Linked DNA regions of Homo sapiens: region 1 is linked to region 2. A link is an interaction called in ENCODE POLR2A ChIA-PET data of the cell type or tissue named here. Cell type or tissue: K562. All regions are shown on one strand. Links, peaks and the distances in the headings refer to the core of each region. The heading gives the core; the rest is flanking DNA.

Region 1 (2,914 bases), core at 192-2,691, 69 kb after region 2:
GGACAAGCCTGTGTCCCTGGCCCATCATGGAAGCCGCTGCCTTTCAGAGTGGGAGTCTGTACCCTGTTGCCTCATTCCTTGCTGCGCCCATGAGTGAGCTTGTGCCTGACCTCTCCTTCCAGGTGGACTTACACACTGGGCTGTCGGAGTTCTCGGTGACGCAGCGCCGGCTGGCCCATGGCTGGAATGAGTTTGTTGCTGACAACAGCGAACCTGTGTGGAAGAAATACCTGGATCAGGTAGGACCAGAGGTGTCATTCTTTGCATTAACATGCATAAGCCAGCGAGGGTGGGGCAGCCATTCCATCTTTCAATGTTGATGGAAGGCATCCTTGGACAGCTCCCGCCCCTTTCACGCTGCCCCAGCCAGCCTGAGCATCAGTCATGAGCAAATCACCAACTCCCAGGCAACCGCGATCAGGAAAAACAGTGATCACTTTCGTAGACAGTTGAGCAGGCCCCGGGCCCCACGCTATATGAGTAAGTGAATAAGTAAGCATGCGCTTACTAATCCTCCTCCTAATCCCGCCTTTGCACATGAGGAAGGAGAAGTGCAGAGGTTGAAAGATTTCCCCAGAGTTGCCAGGTTTAGCAAATAACAATATAGGATGCCCTGTTAAATTTCAATTTCAGGCTGGGCGTGGTGGCTCGTGCCTGTAATCCAAGCACTTTGGGCGGCTGAAGCGGGTGGATCACTTGAGCCCAGGAGTTCAAGACCAGCCCGGCCAACATGGCGAAACCCCGTCTCTTCTAAAAATATAAAAATTAGCCGGATGTGGTAGTGGATGCCTGTAATCCCAGCTACTGAGGAGGCTGAGGTGGGAGGATTGTTGGAACCCAGGAGGTGGAGGCTGCAGTGAACTGAGATTGTGCCACTGTGCTCCAGCCTGGACAACAGAGTGAGACCTTGTCTCCACAACAACAACAAAACCAAAGTGAATTTCAGATAGATAAACAAGAAGCAATTTCTAGTATAAGTGTGTCCCAATACAGTGGACGTGCTTATACTAAAAACAAAAAGTTCCTTGTTTTTCTGAAATTTAGATTTTACTGGGTGTCCTACTGTAACCTGAGCCCAAAGTCACATAGCTGTGAGGAGCAGTGCAGAGCAGTGCAGCCAGGGAGCTGCACCCAGAGCCCCTTCCCTTGCTAGCTGCTGCCATCGGTGCTGGCGCGGTGCTGAATGAATGGCACACAATCAAATGCCTGGAAGCCACTAAGAAGGGGAAAGAAAAAACTGCAATTGACATGGCTCCAAGTTCCATTCTAGAAGTCGGCAGTCCCTGCCACCTTTGCAGGACCAGTTCAGAAAGGCTCAGTGAACAGGCAGAATTTTCCAGGTGCCTGAGGGCATTTAGATGGCCTTAGATCCCCTTTTCCAGCCTTTTGCATGCTCTTGGCCCCATCCCTGACATCCCCTTCTTCATTCTCTGGCCCCTGGGCTGCCCCAGGCTTCAACCGCCTTCCTATTGGCTCTGTGTTTACAGCTTCCTCCATTGGTCGATTCCGGAACCAATCACAGTCCCCTGGGCAGCATCCTCTGTCTCCACTCTCCTTGAGGTCCCCTCCCTGATCAAGGCTCAGTTCTCAGTGTTCTGGGAATGTTATTCATCGATGCGTTTTGGCAGCAAAATAGGCTTCTGGGTATGTAGGTGGTTCTGGCTAGCCCAGAAGCTTCCTAAAACTGCAGGGCTGAGAAGAGGCAGTGGAGGCTCCCGGAAGTTGGGGTTCAGGGAAGGAGGCCGAGACATGGGCTGTGAGGGAGGAGCTCCCCTCTGCGGCTGGAGATCTCTTTGCTCTGCCCTGGCACCCCTTCCACTAGGACCCGCTCCCCCACTTCCCCTGGTTATCCTCCTTCCTCGTTCCCCTCTGCTCTGTCGAAACCCACCGTGAACATCTTCCTTCTCACCAAGGATCCTCCTCCAGCCTCCAGCCAGGGTGTTCCCCAAAATGAAATCTCTTAAATTTCTTGAGAGCAGAGGACCTGCTCATTCATCTTATAGCTTGTCGGTTCAGCAATGCATCTGTGGGAATCCTTGTAGGACTGGACGGGAGCTCCTGACGGCTGGGTTTTCCTGCCCTTGCGTATACGGGTTCTGTCTGCTCTCCCTTATTAATTCCTTACATGTGTTGAGTTCCTCCTGCATGCCAAGTGTTGTGATTCTCCTATCTTTCCCCCAGTGACAGGGAACTCATCACCTCACAAGGCAGCCCTGTTCCTCTGTCTCAGGAGTCTCACCATTAGGAATTCTACCTTAGCACGGCGTAAGGCTCTGGACGGGATGGCAGGGAGGCACTAGGCTGGTGCTCTGAGGAGGTGGCATCTGGGCAGAGATCTGAGTGAAATGAGACGGAAAGCCATGTGAGGATGTGGATGGAGGGCGTCGCTGGAGGGCAGGGTGCAGAGTCCCTGAGGGGACAGGAGCCTGGCAGCCTGGGAATCAAGGTGCCCAGACCAGGTGCATTATTATTATTGTTATATTCTGGGATAGGGTTTCTCTGGTGTCCAAGCAGGAGTGCAGCGGCATAAACACGGCTGACTGCAGCCTCAACTTCCCAGGCCCCAGTGATCCTCCTGCCTTAGCCTTCTGAGTAGTTGGGACCACAGGTGCACCTCACCATGCCCAGCTCATTTTTTCATTTTTTTGTAAAGATGGGATTTTGCTGTGTTTCCCAGGCTGGACTGAAACTCCTGGGCTCAAGCAGTCCTCCCATTTCTGCCTCCCAAAGGGCTGGGATTACAGTGTGAGCCTCTGCACCCAGCCCTTGTTGATATTGTAACTCTCTTCCTTATCCTGATCTTTGGTCTGCCTTCTGAATCCGGTTTTATGTGTTTGCATTTCTTTTCAATCCTCTGTAACATGAGCTACCATGAGATGTCTCTGAAATGAAAGGGCAGATATATAAAATAAAG
Region 2 (2,882 bases), core at 383-2,882:
TAGCTGTGTTGAGGAAGCTCAAAGAAATTCAAGATAACGCAGATAAGGAATTCAGAATTCTATCAGATAAATTTAACAAAGGGATTGAAATTATTAAAAAGAATCAAGCAAAAATTCTAGAGTTGAAAAATGCAATTGACATAGTGAAGAATGCATCAGAGTCTCTTAATAACAGAATTGATCGAGCAGAAGAAAGAATTAGTGAGCTTAAAGACAGACTATTTGAAAATACACAGTCAGAGGACAGAAGAAGAAATAATAAAAAAGAATGAAGCATGGCCTACAGGATCTAGATAATAGTCGCAAAAGGGCAAATCTAAGAGTTATTGGCCTTAAAGAGGAGGTAAGTGCCTACATCAAAAAAGAATAAAAACTTCAAATAAATAACATAACAATGCATCTTAAAGAACTAGAAAAGCAAGAGCAAACCAAACCCAAAGTTAGGAGAAGAAAAGAAATCATAAAAGCCAGAGCAGAAATAAATGAATTTGAAATGAAGAAAACAATACAAAAGATCAACAAAGCAAAAAGTTCATTTTTTGAAAAGACAGATAAAATTGACAAGCCTTTACCCAGACTAAGAAAAAAAAAAAATAGAAGACCAAAATAAACAAAATGAGAGATTTAAAAGGAGGCATTCAACTGATACTGCAGAAATTCAAAGAATCATCAGTGGCTACTATGAGCAACTGTATGCCAACCAATTGGAAAATCTAGAGGAAATGGATAAATTCCTACACATATAGAACCTAGCAAGATTGAACCGTGAGTTGGGTGCAGTGGCTGATGCCTGTAATCCCAGCACTTTGGGAAGCCAAGACAGGTGGATAACCTGAGGTCAAGAGTTCAAGACCAGCCTGGGCAACATCTTGAAACCCTAGCTCTACTAAAAATACCAAAATTAGCCAGGCATGGAAGCATGTGACTGTAATCCCAGCTACTCTGGAGGCTGAGGCACAATAATCGCTTGAACCGGGAGGTGGAGGTTGTAGTGAGCCGGGATCACGCCATTGCACTCCAGCCTGGGCAACAGAACAAGACTCTGTTTAAAAAAAAAAAACAAAGATTGAGCCATGAAAAAAATCCAAAACCTGGCTGGGTGCGGTGGCTAATGCCTGTAATCCCAGCACTTTGGGAGGCCAAGGCTGACAGATCACTTGAGGTCAGGAGTTTGAGACCAGCCTGGCTGACATGGTAAAACCCTGTCTTTACTAAAAATACAAAAATTAGGCTGGGCACGGTGGCTCACACCTATAATTCCAGCACTCTGGGAGGCCGAGGCAGGCAGATCATCTGAGGTCAGGAGTTCAAAACCAGCCTGGCCAATATGGTGAAACCCTGTCTCTACAAAAATACAAAAATTAGCTGGGCATGAGGGCAGGTGCCTATAATCCCAGCTACTCGGGAGGCTGAGACATGAGAATTGCTTGAACTGGGAGGTGGAGGTTGCAATGAGCTGAGATCACGCCATTGCACTCCAGCCTGGGCTACAGAGCAAGACTCTGTCTCAAATAATAACAATAATAATACAAAAATTAGCTGGGCACAGTGGTGCACATCTGTAATTCCAGCTACTCAGTAGACTGAGGCATGAGAATTGCTTGAACCCGGGAGGTGGAGGTTGCAGTGAGTCAAGATTGTACCACTTTACTCCAGCCTGGGTGATGGAGTGAGACTCTGTCCCAAAGAAAAAAAAAAGAAAGAAATCCAAAACCTGAACAGACCAATAACAAGTAACAGGATTGAAGTCATAACAAAACGTCTCCCAGTTAGGAAAAGTGCAGGACCTGATGGCTTCACTGCTGAATTCTACCAAACTTTTAAAGAAGAACTAATTCCAATCCTGCTCAAACCATTGTGAAAAATAGAGAAGGGACTACTTCCAAACTCATTCTACAAGGCTAGTATTACCTTGATATCAAAACCAGACAAAGACACATTAAAAAAAACTATAGGCCAATATCTCTGATAAATATTGATGCAAAAATCCTCAACAAAATACTAGGAAATTGAACAGCATATTAAAAAGATCATTCATCATGACCAAGTGGGTTTTATCCCAGGGATGCAAGGATGGTTCAACATCCTCAAATCAATTAATGTGATACATCATATCAACAGAATGAAGGACAAAAACCATATGATCATTTCCATTGATGCTGAAAAAACATTTGATAAAACACAACATCTTTTCATAATAAAAACCCTCAAAAAACTGGATATAGAAGAAACATATCTCAACATAATAAAAGCCATGCATGACAGACCCATAGCTAGTGTCACTAAATGGGGAAAAACTGAAAGCCGTTCCTCAAAGATATGGAACATGATGAAGAGGCCCACTTTCACCACTGCTATTCAACACAGTTCTGAAAGTTCCGGCTACAGCAGTCAGACGAGAGAGAAAAAGGGCATCCAAACTAGAAAGAAAGAAGTCAAATTATACGTTTTTGCAGACGATATGATCTTATATTTGGAAAAACCTAAAGACTCCACCAAAAAACTATTGGAACTGATAAATAAATTCAGTAAAGTTTCAGGATACAAAATCAACATTCAAAAATCAGTAGTTTTTTTCTTTTTTTTGAGACGGAGTCTCGCTGTGTCGCCAGGCTGGAGTGCGGTGGCATGATCTGGGCTCACTGCAACCTCCGCCTCCAGGTTCAAGCAATTCTCCTGCCTCAGCCTCCTGAGTAACTGGGACTACAAGCACACGCTGCCACACCCGGCTAATATATATATATATTTTTTGTATTTTAGTAGAGACAGTGTTTCACCATGTTGCCCAGACTGGTCGCGAACTCCTGAACTCAGGCAATCCGCCTGCCTCGGCCTCCCAAAGTGCTAGGAGTAGAGGCGTGAGCCACGGTGCCTGGCCTAAA

The links. Peaks named below come from ENCODE experiments on the same cell type or tissue, not always from the same donor. Only the 100,000 strongest peaks of a DNase experiment are listed, where the experiment ranks them.
Region 1: POLR2A ChIA-PET joins it to region 2 with 5 read pairs; 2 of 35 experiments call an interaction of 5 or more read pairs at or near these places.

What each region holds. Positions count from the first base shown.
Region 1 is chr16:84,405,006-84,407,919 of GRCh38, forward strand. ATP2C2 (ATPase secretory pathway Ca2+ transporting 2) reads left to right here. Exons shown (of 27, transcript NM_014861.4): 3 at 123-239. Among named protein-coding and RNA genes, the nearest start is that of ATP2C2, 38 kb to the left of the region's middle. In K562, for the core only: no CTCF peak of the experiment used is centred there; a DNase peak (open chromatin) is centred at 1,506; H3K27me3 peaks cover 2,500 bases.
Region 2 is chr16:84,335,369-84,338,250 of GRCh38, forward strand. No RefSeq gene overlaps it. Among named protein-coding and RNA genes, the nearest start is that of ATP2C2, 32 kb to the right of the region's middle. In K562, for the core only: no CTCF peak of the experiment used is centred there; no DNase peak of the experiment used is centred there.